2 separate regions of the Homo sapiens genome follow, and region 2 is linked to region 1. Evidence: chromatin loops called from intact Hi-C (ENCODE). Cell type or tissue: ovary. All regions are shown on one strand. Links, peaks and the distances in the headings refer to the core of each region. The heading gives the core; the rest is flanking DNA.

Evidence for each region. Peaks named below come from ENCODE experiments on the same cell type or tissue, not always from the same donor. Only the 100,000 strongest peaks of a DNase experiment are listed, where the experiment ranks them.
Region 2: a loop joins it to region 1, with 6 times the contacts of the local background. A loop is called at or near these places in 1 of 110 quality-filtered maps.

Annotation. Positions count from the first base shown.
Region 1 is chrX:106,246,673-106,254,869 of GRCh38, forward strand. No RefSeq gene overlaps it. Among named protein-coding and RNA genes, the nearest start is that of PWWP3B, 82 kb to the left of the region's middle. In ovary, for the core only: no CTCF peak of the experiment used is centred there; a DNase peak (open chromatin) is centred at 3,499; H3K27ac peaks cover 1,827 bases.
Region 2 is chrX:106,172,796-106,180,992 of GRCh38, forward strand. All of the region lies in intron 2 of PWWP3B (PWWP domain containing 3B), which reads left to right. Among named protein-coding and RNA genes, the nearest start is that of PWWP3B, 8.6 kb to the left of the region's middle. In ovary, for the core only: no CTCF peak of the experiment used is centred there; a DNase peak (open chromatin) is centred at 4,486; H3K4me3 peaks cover 892 bases; H3K27ac peaks cover 1,889 bases.

The DNA.
Region 1 (8,197 bases), core at 1,572-6,571:
ATATGTGAACCACTGAGCTGTGATGCAAAGCTCTGACTCTGAGGATGAATTTAAGGTGCAATAGACAGAACATGTTAATCTTGTGAACCACATCATCTGGAACTATTGAGTGTTTGGGCCACGTTTGAAACTGTATGGATTTATAGATAGTTTCAGCATAAGCATCTGTTATTTCAGGTTCTAAAGTGGTCCTGGACAGAGACTGAGACCAGATTTGGTGTGTCTGACAGAAAACTCATAATAATTAACTCTTTGTTCTTTCATTTTAACCATTGTTTCAAAATCCTCTTATTTCACTCCAAAGGTAATTTTGGGGGAATGGATAGCATAATGTCTTCTAATATTGCATTAATTTATTCATTCATTGCATTGATTGAGAGGATGAATTACATTTCCCAGTTTCTCTGGAAAACTAATGTAAAACTGAATGTTATGGTGATATTCTGGTTTCTATGACTACTGGTATATGCTCTCTAATGGCCAGACATAGAAACAGTTTGCAAGGATATTTACAGGCAAAACAAATGGCATATATGCATATATAACAAGCCTATTGGGTGTTTAGCATCACTATGCCTATGTTTTTTAGTGTGTTTCTGTTTGTGTGTGGTTGAGGCCATGAGTTATTTTCTTGGAGAAGCTGGGTATGATCCCCCTGTAACTTGAGAGAAACTGCCAGCTACTCAAGAGGAGAGCTGTAAGTAACTGAGTCACCAGTTACTCATTTAATTCCTTTGTTCCTATGTCCTAAAATAGCCTAACACTTGTGCAGGAAGAGCCTAGTTAGCCTTTGTTAATAGCAATTTGATTTCATTGGTGGACATAGAATAAAATTCAGAAGATCTAAAGAGGACTAAATTAATTTTATGATTTTATAAATTATTATAATATTTTCTTTTAACATTATATATTAAAAATTGCCCTGACAAAATGGGTATTACTTATTAGGGTGGAAAATGGAATTTTAGTGAAGACGTAAATTCTCCCTAAATTGTTATATATATGAAATATCAAAATAATTATCAAAAGTTCCTTTTAATTACACAAGTCAATTCTAAAATTTATCTAGTGTCACTAAGGTGCCAGAATAGCCAAAATATTTTTATTACGTAGAGGAAGCAAAATTTTACCTCTACCTTTTCTGGATAAAGAGTCAACTTTTGTAAAATATTTGAAGAGATTTATTCTGAGCCAAATATAAGTGACTATGGCCTGAGACACAATTTCTGTAAGTCCTGAGAACATGTACCCAAGGTGGTCAGGCTACAGCTTGGTTTTATACCTTTTAGGGAGATATAGCATATCAATCAATACGTGTAAGGTGTACATTGGTTGGGTCCAGAAAGACAGAACAACTTGAAAGGGGGAGGCCTCCAGATCATAGGTACATTAAAAGATTTTCTGATTGGCGATTGGATGAAAGAGTTAAGTTCTTATCCAAAGACCTGGCTAGGTTAAGATAATGGGTCGTGGAGACCAAGTTTTTTTATCATGCATATGTCTCCAGGTAGCAGGCTTCAGAGAAAATAGATTATAAACGTTTCTTATCAGACTTAAAAAGGTGCCAGACTCATTGGTAATTCTCCTCTGGATCAAGGAGAAGACCTGGAAAGGGAAGGGGATTCTCTACAGAATGTAGATTTTCCCTGCAAAAGATAGCTTTACAGGGCCATTTCAAGCATATGTCAAAGATATATATTTTGGGGTAAAATACTTTAATTTCTTCCAGGGATTTCTATCTGTCATGTTGGTATCTTATTGTAACAAAGAGTCTGTTTGTCAGTCTTAAGATCTCTGTTTTGAAAACCAAACACCACATGTTCTCACTTATAAGTGGGAACTGAACATTGAGAATAATAAGTGGACACAGGGAGAGGAACAATACAAACTTGGGAATGTCTGGGTGGTGAGGGGAGGGAGAGCATTAGGATAAATAGCAAATGTATGTGAGGCTTAATACATAGGTATTAAGAGTTTGACTCTTGTTGATATTTTCTTACTAATTAGTTTTAGGAAACACTCCATTCAGGTGTCTTTACATTTCAATGGGCTACATAATACAAGAAACTCTAAAGTAAATAACAGCTTGGAAGTTTGGTGATGTGGATTTAGGATGAAAATCTATGGCTGTTGGTGTTCATGGGGGTCATTTTAAGGAAAATGCACTTATTTCGAGAGAACTCCATTCCTAGGATTTCTTTTCCTTGAGGTATATGTTAATTGCCCACCTGGATAAAGCATTATCAGAATATACCTTCCAAATTAATAATTCTATAGAGCATGGCTATTAATTGGATAACCAATGACTACTTTTTGATTAGTCATTTTATTTCAACCTAAGAACAATGTAGGAAAATGAATCATTATTATTTTTATTTTTGTGGATACATAGTAGGTGTTTATATTTATGGGGTACATGAGAGGTTTTGATATAAGCATACAATGTGAAATAAGCACATCATGGAGAATGGGATATGTGGTGAGATGGGTTGGTAGGTGCAGCAAACCACCATGGCACATGTATACTTATGTAACAAACCTGCACATCCTGCACATGTATCCTGGAACTTAACATTAAATTAAATTTAAAAAAGAAAAGATAATTTGATAAATTAGTAAGGTTACTACTTAGCAAATATAAATGATTATATGAAGAAACTGTGATAAATATATATATATATATATATATGCATATGTAATTTTAGCTTTGCCAAAGAAGAAAATTCTGCCATTTTCAACAACAAAAAAGATCTCTGTTTTTATGTTAATGCTGGTCAGTTTTGCCTGAATTCCAAAAGCAGGAGGGTATAACAACGCAGGTCCAACCTCCCTCTCCCCCATCATGAACTGAATTAGTTTTCCAGATTTCTTTGGAATACTGTTGGCTGAGGGCCAGTTGGGGGGTTGTCCATCAGTCCATTGCTGGGGGGCTTAGAATTTTATTTTTGGTTTATACTTCTTAGAGTTTTTTGCTGGGTCTGATAATTAAATTGATATAAAACAGATTAAACAGGATAAAGGCATAAAAAACTTGTATGCATTTTATGTGACATAGGAGCCCTCATAGGGAAATGAAGACCCAAAGAAGTGGAAAAATCTAAATGCTTTTTATATTAGGTTGAACAAAAAGAGACAATTCTGGAAAAGTAACTAAATTATCTGGGAAGGCTAAAGGAAGATAAGAAATACTTAACAAGGACTGTTTGTACAGAATTCACTCAGCTGTGACTCCCCGTTGAAGAATGTTCCTTTTAACTGGTACAGGGAGATCCAGTAAATAACCTTGCAAACTGTTTCTTCTTTTTAAAATTATTTTGTTGTTTTTGTTTTTGTTTTTTAATCTCCAGGGTACGCGTGTAGGATGTGCATGTTTGTTACATAGATAAATGTGTGCCATGGTGGTTTGCTGCACCTAACAATCCATCTCCTAGGTATTAAGCCCCACATGTGTTAGCTCTTTTCCCTAGTGCTCTTCTGCCACCAGCCTCCTGCAATGGGCCCCAGTGAGTGTTGTTCCCCTCCATGTGTCCATGTGTTCTCACTGTTCAGCTCCCACTTATAAATGAGAACATGCTGTGCTTGCAAACTGTTCTGACCTCTGGCCATTTTTCACATGGCAGTTTTTATCCTGTTTTCAGGAATAAAGAGGGAAATAAGAATGCCCTTCTTGCATCTGTTGTTACTCAAGTGAGTTAAGGCTTAAAAATAATCTTTATGTCAAAATGACATATTTTAGGGTGGCATATTCTGCCATGCTTCAATTACATGAAACCAGTTTGATCCACCCATTTAGCATAATAAAGAAGTTTCTGAGGACTAAACTCTGATCTTTTTCTTCTCTTGCTCAAATTCCTATGTAAGGGGTACGGAGATCCATGTCCTACAAACCATAAACTCTCAAAAGAGGGGTTTTATTCAAAACATATAACATGGCTTACTTTCCAGCCTGACTCTAGCATAACATCACATGACAGATAAAGATAACCCCCAAATATGTTTCTTTGCCACATCTTCAAATAGCCCAGCAAAGGGGACAGTCAACATTGTATAGAAAATCCCCTTCCCTTTCCAGGCCTTTTTCCTGATCCAGGAGAGACTCAACTAAGAGTCTGGCACTTTATATATTAAAAAAAAGTCTGACAAGAAACATTTACAATCTATTCTTTCTGAGGCTTGCTACCTGGAGGCTTTATCTGCATGATGGGAAATTTGATCTCCACAATCTCTTAACTTAAGCCAGTCATTCCATTCTATTGATTCTATGTACATAAGGGGAACCTTAGTTTCCACAACCCCTTATCTTGGCCCAAACATTCCCTTCTACAGATTCTAGATATTTGGACAATGACTTAACTCTTTCAACCAATTAACAATTAGAAAGTTCTTGAATCCTCCTATGACCTGGAAGCCCCCACTTCAACTTGTCCCATCTTTCCAGACTGAACCAATGTACATTTTACATGTATTGATTTATGTCTTATGTTCTCCTAAATTGTATAAATCCATGCTGTAGGTCGACCATCTTAGGCATATATTCTCAGGACAACTTGAGACTGTACCTTGGGCCATTGGTTACTCATATTTGGCTCAGAATATATCTCTTCAAATATTTTACAGAGTTTGACTCTTTTGTTGATATTTTCTTACTAATTAGTTTTAGGAAACACTCCATTCAGGTGTCTTTACATTTCAATGGGCTACATAGTACAAGAAACTCTAAAGTAATAACAGCTTGGAAGTTTGGTGATGTGGATTTAGGATGGAAGTCTATGGCTGTTGGTGTTCATGGGGGTCATTTTAAGGAAAATGCACTTATTTCGAGAGAACTCCATTCCTAGGATTTCTTTTCCTTGAGGTATATGTTAATTGCCCACCTGGATAAAGCATTAACAGAATATACCTTCAAAATTAATAATTCTATAGAGCATGGCTATCAATTGGATAACTAATGACTACTTTTTGATTAGTCATTTTATTTCAACCTAAGAACAATGTAGGAACATGAATCATTATTATTTTTATTTTTGTGGATACATAGTAGGTGTTTATATTTATGGGGTACATGAGAGGTTTTGATACAAGCCTACAATGTGAAATAAGCACATCATGGAGAATGGGATATACATTCCCTCAAGTATTTATCCTTTGAGTTACACACAATCCAATTATATTCTTTAAATTATTTTAAAATATGCAATTAAATTATTCTTGACTATAGTCACCCTGTTATGCTATCAAATAGCAGGTCTTATTCATTCTTTCTATTTTTTTTGTATCCATTAACCATCCCCACCTCCTCCAAACCCTGCAACACCTTTCACAGCCTCTGGTAACTATCCTCCTACTCTCTATGTCCATGAGTTCAATTGTTTTAATTTTTAAATTCTACAAATAAGTGAGAACATGCGATGTTTTTCTTTCTGTGTCTGGCTTATTTCACTTAACATAATGATCTCCAGTTTCATCCATGTTGTTGCAAATGACTGGATCTCATTATTTTTATGACTTAATAATATAATACTCCATTGTCTGTAGGTACCACATATTCTTCATTCATTAATGTATTGATGGACACTTAGGTTGCTTCCAAATCTTGACTATTGTGAACAATGCTGTAACAAGCATAGGAGTGCAGATAACTCTTTGATACACTGATTTCCTTTCTTTTGGGTGTATACCTAGCAGTGGGATTGCTGGATAATATGGTAGCTGTATCTTCAGTTTCTTGAGAAACCTCTAAACTCTTCTTCATAGTTCATGTACTAGTTTACATTCCCACCAACAGTGTACAAGGGTTCCCTTTCCTCTATATCCTTGCCAGCATTTGTTATTGTCTGTCTTTTGGACATAAGTTATTTTAACTGAGGTGAGATGATATTTCACTGTAGTTTGGATTTACATTTCACTGATGATCCATGATGTTGAGCACCTTTTAATATGCCTGTTTCTCATTTGTATGTCTTTTTTTGAGAAATGTCTATTCAGATCTCTTGCTCATTTTTAAATTGGATTATTAGGTTGATTCCTAAAGAGGTGTTTGAGCTCCTTATATACTCTGGTTATTAATCCTTTGTCAGATGGTAGCTTGCAAGTGTTTGCAAGTTATGTGGGTTGTCTCTTAGCTTTGTTGATTGTTTCCTTTGCTGTGCAGAAACTTTTTAACTTGATGTGATTCTATTTGTCCCTTTTTGCTTTAGTTGCCTGTGGCTGTGGGGTGTTGCTCAAGAAATTTTTGCCCAGAGCAGTGTCCTGGAGAGTTTTCCCAGTGTTTTCTTGTAGTAGTTTCATAGCTTAAGGTCTGAGATTTAAGTCTTTAATCAATTTTTATTTGATTTTTATATATGGTGAGACAGAGGGGTCTAGTTTCATTATTTTGCATATGGATATCCAGTTTTCTTAGCACCATTTATTGAAGAGACTGTCTTTTTCCCAGTGTATGTTCTTGGCACCTTCATAAAAAATGAGTTCACTGTAGGTGTGTGGATTTTTTCTTGGTTCTCTAGTCTGTTACATTGCCCTATGTGTCTGTTTTCATGCAAGTACCATGCTGTTTTGGTTACTAAAGCTCTGTAGTATAATTTGAAGTCAGGTAATGGGATTCTTCCAGTTTTGTTCTTTTTGCTTAGGATAGCTTTGGTTATTCTGCTTCTTTTGTGATCCATATAAATTTTAGGATTTTTTTTTCTATTTCTATGAAGAATGTCATTGGTATCATGATAGGGATTGCATTGAATCTGTACATTGCTTTAGGTAGTATGGACATTTTAATAATACTGATTCTTCCAATCCATGAACATGGAATTTTTGCCCATTTTTTTGGTGTCCTTCAATTTTTTTCATCACTGTTTTAGAGTTTTCACTGTAGAGATTTTTCAGTTCTTTGGTTAAGGTAATTCCTAGGTATTTAATTTTATGTGTGGCTATTGTAAATGGGATTGCTTTTTAAGTTTCTTTTTCACATTGTTCACTGTTGGCATATATAAATGATACTGATTTTTTATGTTAATTTTGTATCCTGAAACTTAACTGAATTTGCTTATCAGTTCTAATAGTTTTCTTATGGCATCTTTAGCTTTTACAAAATATAAAATTATATCATCTGCAAACAAGGATAATTTGACTTCCTTTCCAATTTCGATGTCCTTTATATCTTTCTCTTGTCTGATTGCTCCAGCAAGGATTTCCAGTAATATGTTGAATAACAGTGGTGACAGAGGCCTCCTTGTCGTGTTCCAGATCTTAGAGGAAAGGTTTTCAGTTTTTCCTCACTCAGTATAATATTAGCTGTGGGTCTGTCATATATGGCTATTATTATGGTGAGGTACGTTCCTTCTATCCTCAGTTTTTCGAGGGTTTTATTATGAAAAGATGTTGAATTTTATCCAATACTTTTCCAGCATCAATTGAAATGATCATATGGTTTTTATCCATCATTCTGTTAATATGATGTGTCAAATTGACTGATTTACATACGTTGAAAAATCCTTGCATCCTGGGGAATAAACCCCACTTGGTCATGATGAACGATCTTTCTAATCTATTGTTGAATTTGATTTGCTAATAGTTTGTTGAGAATCTTTGCATCAGAGTTCATCAGAGATAATGACCTGTAGTTTTCTTTTTCTGATGTGTCCTTGTCTTGTTTTGGAATCAGGGTAATACTGGCCTTGTAGAATTAAATTGGAAGTATTCCCTCCTCCTCTACTTTTTGGAATAGTTTGAGTAGGACTGGTATTGGTTCTTCTTTAAATGTGTTTGGTAGAATTCAGCAAGGAAGCCATCAGGTCTTTGGCTTGTCTTTACTGGGAGTCTTTTTATTACGGCTTCAATTTCGTTAATTGTTATTGGTTTGTTCGGGTTTTAGATTTCTTCCTGGTTCAGTCTTGGTAATTTGTATGTATCTAGGACTTTTTCAATTTATTTTAGATTTTCCAATTTATTGGCATATAGTTGCTCAGAGTAGCCACTCATGATTTTTTGAATTTCTGTGGTATCAGTTGTAATCTCTCCTTTTTCACCTCTGATTTTATTTGTTTGTATCTCCTCTTTCTTTTCTTAGCTATTCTAGCTAAAGTTTTATCAATTTTGTTTAACTTTGCAAAAAACCAACTTTTTGTTTCATTGATATTTTGAATTTTTTTATTTCAATTTCATTTATTTCTTTAATAGAAGAAAAGAAATAATAAAGATCCCAGCA
Region 2 (8,197 bases), core at 1,762-6,761, 74 kb before region 1:
GGTACGTCACATAATTGTATGTGCTATACTTTTATGCCACTATCAGTGTAGTAGGTTGTTTACACCAGCAGCACCACAAACAGGTGAGTCATGAATTGTGCTTCAGTGTTACAATGGCTGTGACCGACATCACTAGGCAACAGGAATTTTGCAGCTTTATTATAATCTTACAGGAACGTCGTCATATATGCAGTTTGTCATTGACTGAAATGTCACTATGCACGACATGACTATATTCTCTTAAATAATATTTTGTAGTGGTTTAACAAACTTAATTCTTTCCCAGCAACCATCACAAATCCGTGCCTCATAACGTTGTGCTGTCAGTGAGATTGTTGATGCTGAGCCTCATTGTGTCCGTGAGCTCTCCTTTGGTTGCCTTGGATAGACAGGGCAGTAGTGGCAGCTTAGAAAAGATTAGAACCCAGCATTCACTTACGATAACTCAGAGGGTTGCAAAAGGCCAAATTATCCAAGAACAAAAACAATGTCCCCGATACTGCCAAAGCTCCTCCCACACAATTCCTTTTTTATTACACAACAGAGAAAATAACGATGGGATATTGGGTTTGTGTTATAATACTTCTCTTTTTTGTACCCCCCCAAATATATTCCACACATCTAACCCCACCTATCTGATACCCATTATTCGTTCTTCTGACTTGTGTCTTGTCTATATTCTCATCGTCTACCTTCATCCTACTTAGTAAAGTAAATTTTTTATCTGATCTCTTTTCTTCTTTGCCATGTTTTAATGCAATCCAATTATCACCCATTGAAAATACTTTATTCAAGCTACTTTGTGAAGGTTCAGGGGGATAAAAGAGGCTACAACAGACGAGAACCATTTACTATCCCCAGATAAATAGAATGAGGCTTCTTAAAAAACAAAAACAAACAAAAAACAGCTTTTCTAGACAACTAAGTAGCTAAAACTCTTTTTATTATTGTATTTTTAAATATATTAATGGCTTAATATTTAATATTTGGACAATCTAGGTTAATATAGAGATACAGGTGACCCATGCATCCTTGCTGACTATGCTATCTAGGATATGGGAGATGACAACCTAGCATTGTTGTCAAGGATTGGACAGTTTTTCTCCGCTGAGCTAATAAAGGTTTCAAACCCACACTGTCTGATTTTTTGGCTGTCTGAAAAATTCAGAAACATAACCATGTCATAATGCCTTGGTGATAAACTCTTACAAGCTAAACATTGGGTCCTGCCAACAGAAATCCATATCTCACCAAAGAACTCTGTGTCATTTTAAAGTTGCTTACCAGGAAAATTTTGACCCAGGCTGACCCTTCTGTTATGAGTCTCTGGAAGAATGATGGCTTCTTTCTTTAGAGTCCCCAACGCAGACAGTTTTCTTTTATTCCATTTGATCATTACAGGAAGAGATGTGTCAAATGCAGCTCTGTGTCTCTAACCTGAATAGCGAGAATGTGGCAGGAGATGTGTTTACCCACTCACTGTGATAACAAATGGGGTTGTGAGGGCCTCACCAACTTTACCTAGTTTTATGATTTTTTATAACATTATCTTAAGAGACCTAAACCTCAGAATCATTATCCATTAGCAATGTGTAGGTTCTAATGCTTCCTGGGAAACAACACCTGAACATTAAAGGCAATAAAAATCTAAATTTAAATCTTAATTTTGTGAATATTTTGTGAATAAAAAAGCTCAGCAAAAGAGGATAAAAATGCAACTTTCCCATACTGAATTGGCAGCTGCAAACCGCAAAGCACAGGAGCAAGGAATTGCCAATTGTTAATGAGGGTAGAATGAAAATGGCAATTCTCTGTATAACGAATGATTTTCAGCCCCTGTCCAGGAATCACCATATCTGAAAGGGAAGCTGCTGCCAGGCCCCTATAACACAAAAGAGACTTCTCATAACTGATCTAAGGCCAAGTTAATGCTATCATGCAGATACGGTCAGTGCAAAAGCATAGTGCAGGCTGGGAGCGGTGGCTCACACCTTGTAATCGTAGCATTTTGGGAGGCCGAGGCAGGCAGATCACCTGAAGTCAGGAGTTTTAGACCAGGCTGGCCAACATGGTGAAACCCCATCTCTACTAAAAGTACAAAAATTAGCTGGGTGTGGTGGCACATGCCTGTAATCCCAGCTACTCAGGAGGCTGAGGCAGGAGACTCACTTGAACCCAGGAGGCAGAGTGAGCTGAGATCGTGCCACTGCACTACAGCCTGAGCGACAGAGCAAGACTCTGTCTCAAAAAAAAAAAAAAAAGAAGAAAAAAGCATAGTGCATGAAAATACTTTTTAATTTGTGTGGGAATGTAGATGGATGTAAGAGATAGAAAGAAGTCAAGGATAGTAAGCATGGTAGTTGCTGAAGATGGTTGTAGTTCACCAATATGTTCACCATCAGAGACATGAGACTAAGCAACACTCACGCTGGGGTTATTTCTTTTTTTTTTTTTTTTTTTTTTGAGACGGAGTCTTGCTCTGTCGCCCAGGCTGGAGTGCACTGGCGCGATCTCGGCTCACTGCAAGCTCCGCCTCCCGGGTTCACGCCATTCTCCTGCCTCAGCCTCCCGAGTAGCTGGGACTACAGGCGCCAGCCACCGCCCCCTGCTGATTTTTTGTATTTTTAGTAGAGACGGGGTTTCACCGTGTTAGCCAGGATGGTCTCGATCTCCTGACCTCATGATCTGCCCACCTCGGCCTCCCAAAGTGCTGGTATTACCGGTGTGAGCCACCGTGCCCGGCCACGCTGGTGTTATATTCACCAATTTCCTCACAGTTTGAATGTGAGCGACATCATCTTTGGTTCTACCAAAGAAACATGATTCCAAGCCCAGGAGGGAGTGAATAGTGGTGGAAAGAGGGCATACCTCCTGTTTTGGAGTCAGACTTTGGCTCCGATTTTGTCTCACCCTCTTCCTAGCTTTGTGACCGTGGCATTAGCAAGAGTGCCCTTGTTTCCTGGATCTCTATTAGTTGTATCATTTATTTGCTTCTTAGTCAATTTAAGTAGAAAAATGCCATCTTATTGCTGTTTTATATTTGCATCTCTTTGATTATTAGGGAAGGTGAATATCTTTTATGTATTAGTTTTAATCTTTATTTTGAATATTTGGGTTTTGAGGAGTCCCGATATATAGCACCTCCCTTTCTCCACTGAACAAACTGGATAGATAGATATAAAACAAATGGAGTTGCAGATGGAAGCCAAAATGTCAACATTACAACAGTACAAGAGGAAGAGGAAGTTGCGGGGTATTGATTATTGTGAGAATCAAATGGGCTTATATATTAACTATTATTTTATTTTATTTTTTTGAGATGGAGTCTTATTCTGTTGCCCAGGCTAGAGTGCAGTGGCGCGATCTCAGCTCACTGCAACCTCCACCTCCCGGGTTCAAGTCATTCTCCCACCTCAGCCCTCTGATTAGCTGGGATTACAGGCACCCACCAACACGCCTGGATAATTTTTGTATTTTTAGTAGAGATGGGGTTTCATCATGTTGGCCAGGCTGGTCTCGAACCGCTGGCCTCAAATGATCTGCCCACCTCGGCCTTCCAAAGTGCTGGGATTACAGGCTTGATAACAGAACTCCAAATTTAAGCAAACCTACCAAAATAGCCTAGAGGTTTGTAGCTGTACAGGAAGGGACAGAGATTCCTGTGGTGGCACCATATGAGCTTGCCCTCAAGGAAGTAAATATTAGGAGTGGGGAAAAATTATACTCTCAGAACATTGTGAATTGTCTATTTATGTCTTTTGCCCATTTTTACTCTGCCATTTATTTCTTATTAATATGTAAGAACTACTTTAGTGATATTTTTGCGTTGAAAACAGTTTTGTCAATTTTGTTCTTATATTTTCAAATTTGGTTTATTGTGTTTTTGCCAATAAGAATTTTTTTGTTTCCAATTTCAGGATATTCAGATACCTACATATCTCTTTAAGGATTTTGGTTGATGTTTTATGTTTAGAAATGACTTTAGTTGAAAAAAACGATGAAACTTTCTGAAAGATGAATGAGAAGACCTGAATAAAAAGAGAGATATACATCATGTGCCAGGGCCAGAAGAATTAAAATTTCAGGGAATTGCTTATCCACAAAATAATGTATTAATTCATTGCAGTACAAATAAGGATGTAGAGGGGCTTTTTAATAGAGCTTGACCAGTCGGATCTTGAAATCGTTTTTAGAAATAAGTTGCCAAAGTAGGCAAGAAAAATATGTAAAAGATGTTCTTTACTGAGTCTTTATTATATGGTAAAGGCATTTCTACCTTTGTTTTTCCCAGAAAATCACACACTCTTGTAGTTTGAATGTAAATTAAACAGACACATGTTGCCATTCCGCTTTCAACTGCTTTAAAAATGATGATCTTTTCGCTTTAAGGGAATTGCAGTTTAACTTGGTGATCCTCTTCCCTTTGAGGGAAAGGTCCCCTTGCTATTCCCATCACTGGGAGGGGGCGGAGCCTCGTCGGAGCCGCTCGGAAGGGAGCTGTACCCGGCCAGTATTGGGGGAGGGGCAGCATTTCAAGAGGCTGCAGCTGACAAGAAGCTTCAAGGTAATGGCTGTCTTAAAGCCAGTTATTTTCTGGGAATTTCTTCGGGCCTTGGTGTTAAAGTAAAAAAAAGGAAAGAAAAGAAATAGAGATTGTTGCCTGAGAGAGGTGGGAATGGAATGGTTTTGTTTGAACTGCTGTTATTGGAACGGAATTAATCCTCTGAATTTTTGTTTCGCCCGATATTTTTAAAGTCCTCCGTGTGGGAATGGGCGATCAAATTACAGTTTCTAAATTAAGACTTCGGTGAGACGTGCTGTTCGTGTTAATTTTTTACGTGGCACTACATATTTCTATCTTTGTTACAGATTTTATTATATTTTGACTTAAACACATTATTCTACACAAAAAATGATAGAAAAATGTAAACACACAAAGAGAATGACATATAGGGACACAAATATAAATGTACATGAACATGGAAAGGGATTCAGATATGCCGTCGAGTGGTAACACTTGTAAAGATGTATATTCGTTTTCCTTAGGAAGGGAACTAGACTCCCGAGTTAACAGTCAGCATCTCTGAGTGTTCATCTCTGAGTGTTCAGATTATGGAAGTTTTTTTAAAATCTATTTTTCACTACTTCCAGCATTTTTAGAATTGTTTCTATTTGTGCTTGTTTTCATAATAAGAAGAGCAAAATAAAGCCAAAACAGTATACCCATTTTGTTTCAAATACATAAACACACATAGACACCACAGACACGCTCCCATACTCCCTTGTCTTTTGTGAATAGTGGAATTTTTCCTGGACCTGATCAAGTGGGTAGCCTGGTTGCTGTGTCAACTACAGCCTTGCATGTGTCCTCCCTGCAGCCCGCTCTTTCAGTCCACAGGTACAGCCATGGTCAGCAAGAACCACTTTTCTATATCATCTAAGTGTAAGAGTGAGAAACGGATAGGATTTGGTTTATTTCTATGAACAGTTTTAAACGTATTATGTACTATGGTGCATCCATACAATGGCACGTTATATAGCTGACAAATGAAAGTATGAACTTGTAGTGACTTGAAAAGGTGTCTGAGAAGTAAAAAGAGCAAACTGCAGAATGGTAAGCACCATATTATGTCATTTAAACATAAAAGACTACATTAATACATGTGTAACCAAATCAGAAAAAATATAAACCAGCCTGCTAATGGAATTATTTGTGCAGTTGAAGAGATAGGGCAGGCTTTACTATCACTATTTTTGAAAAATTCTTAATACATATTTAGCCTTTTTTTAAAACAAAATCAGAAAAAAGATTGAGGTAAAATGTTGCAAAGTTGGGGGAAAATTGCATTTGAAGTGATTCACTAAAAAATCACATTGAAAACACTTAGTAGTATGCAAAAATGTTTAAACCATGAGCTTAAGCAGGACAAAAAGCTGATTTGAAATAATATGCATTCATACGTTTATGTAAAGAAAAAATATGGAAAGATATACAGGAAATAGTATCTTTCCAGAATTATACTTTCTTTTTATATATCTTTCTCATATTTTCAATTTTCAGTAACCATGCAATTATTTTTCTGCAATCCGACCATTGGAGGTGAAGAGATTCGGATTCCATTTTTTACGTAATGCATAACAAAACTAAATTTGAGGATGGTATATTCTAGAAGCCTGAGAAAGCTGCTTGCTGGCAGGATGTAGTTCCCACCGTTCTCCCACAAGGATGTTGTAGTAACAGTTCTGTTTCTCGTCACAAGATGGTGCTTGCAAGATATCCTAAATTTTCTCCAGACAACTATTTTTATGAAGTGAGCAAACAAAACAATGAAATGTATTTTATTATCAGACTATCTGACAGCATGTAGAGTGTGATTCAAATTCCACTCAAAAAATTGTATATGTCTAAAAGAAAAACCCCACCCAAGAACTGATGTGAAGCCTCAAACAGAAATCATTAAAAATGCTGCTACATAGTCTGCCCCATAGTAGACACAAGTCAATTGTCCTTTCCCTTCTCTCCTTTCTCCACCTTGTAATTTTCCTGAATGATATTATTTTAGCATGAGCCAAATAACATAACTGACAAAGAGAGCATTTCATATTATAAGAACATGAAGTGAAAATAGATGGCATCTACATCACAGATGAGATTTCCCCTCATTCCTGTGTTTTGGAATGACATGCCTGTTAAAGTTTAGGCAGGGAAATTTATTTACACCTTTTCCATTTCGTTGGTTTGATTCTCTGCCTTTATCAGAGATGCACTTGACATGGGAAATCTGCATGTGATGCCAGGTGAGCCTCTGAGAAACAGTGGAACCACAAAAGTGCCAAGCAGGGTAAGGGCCCTGCCAGACAAGCAGTTGGAGTAAGAATTAACACAGCTGGATCTTAGCGCCAGACCCACTACTATCTGTGTGACAGTGGGTAAGGCTTTTCCCATTTCACAAAGCATTTCATGGTAAAAACATTCTAAGTTGAGAATATGGGATACAACTGATTTCACTCTCGCTCAGTAGCCATAACATTTTAAATTAAAAGCCACAGATTCTAATGTTGGGAAAGAATTATATATGCTAAACTCCTGTAGGAAAAGTATGCAAACAGTCATAATGATGTCTAATTATGGAAGACTTGGATGCCCCAGCCATCTGCCTGACTCTCACGAAACCCTTAAAAACAATCCTTTCCAATGGGTGGCCGTGGCAGCCATTATGAATCTCCGACTTCTAAGTTTTTTCTCTTAAGAAGGTCGTTGTTGTCTGGATTAGTCCAGGGGATGCAGACCCCCAGTATCTGTGTCTGGCTGCCTTGGGTATACAGGGCAGCACCGTTAGCTTAGAAGAGTCTAAAAAGAATTCCCCTAGAATAAGCCTTGAGAGACTCCAAAGTACAAAAATATTCATTAATAGGAATAGTGTCCCCAACATATTCCCCAGCTTTCCCTGGGCATCTCTCACCACCCTCTCATACACACGTATATTCATTCCTTAGATGTAATAACTATAATAAGGGCTACAAACTGGGGCATTATAGAACTACTCCTTTTCTTAGATTTTTAAATATTTCCCCCCCAACCACAATATGTTTATTTGTCTTGTGCCCAGTATTTATTCATCTTTTGTCTTCTCCATTTCCATTGTCCATCTTCCTACTCCTTTGAGAGAAGAAATCCGTTTGCTTATTCTCTTTTTTCTTTGCCTTTCCTTTAAATGTATACCCTCTAGTATTGCCTATTTGAAATTACTTATTCAAGCTTCCTTGTGAGTTTTCAGGGAGGCATGAACAAGCTACAGAAGAAGAAAACTCTTTAGTAGCCCTAAGGCAATAGAGGCCTCTAAAACCACTAGTTTTCTGGTTAAACCAGACAAACGCAGACCAGTGACCTAAGAATTTTTGTTAGATGATTGAAAGTTCACTGACTGATTTCTAACCTATATCCAGATAATAATTCAGATCTATGGTCTATTTGAAACCTTTTTCCTGTCCCCTTCTTTTCTATGTCTATATCGACCTCTTGCTTCACACTTAAATTGTCACTGAACTTTAAAAAATTATTCTAACCTTGTAATATATTTTGATATCTGGTAGCACTAGTTGTTCCTCCAGTCCACTAATAAAGTCAGAACTAGGTCCTAAACCCATGTCTCTATATCTGTTTATGAATTTGGAATACGTAAAAACTTTGCCATAA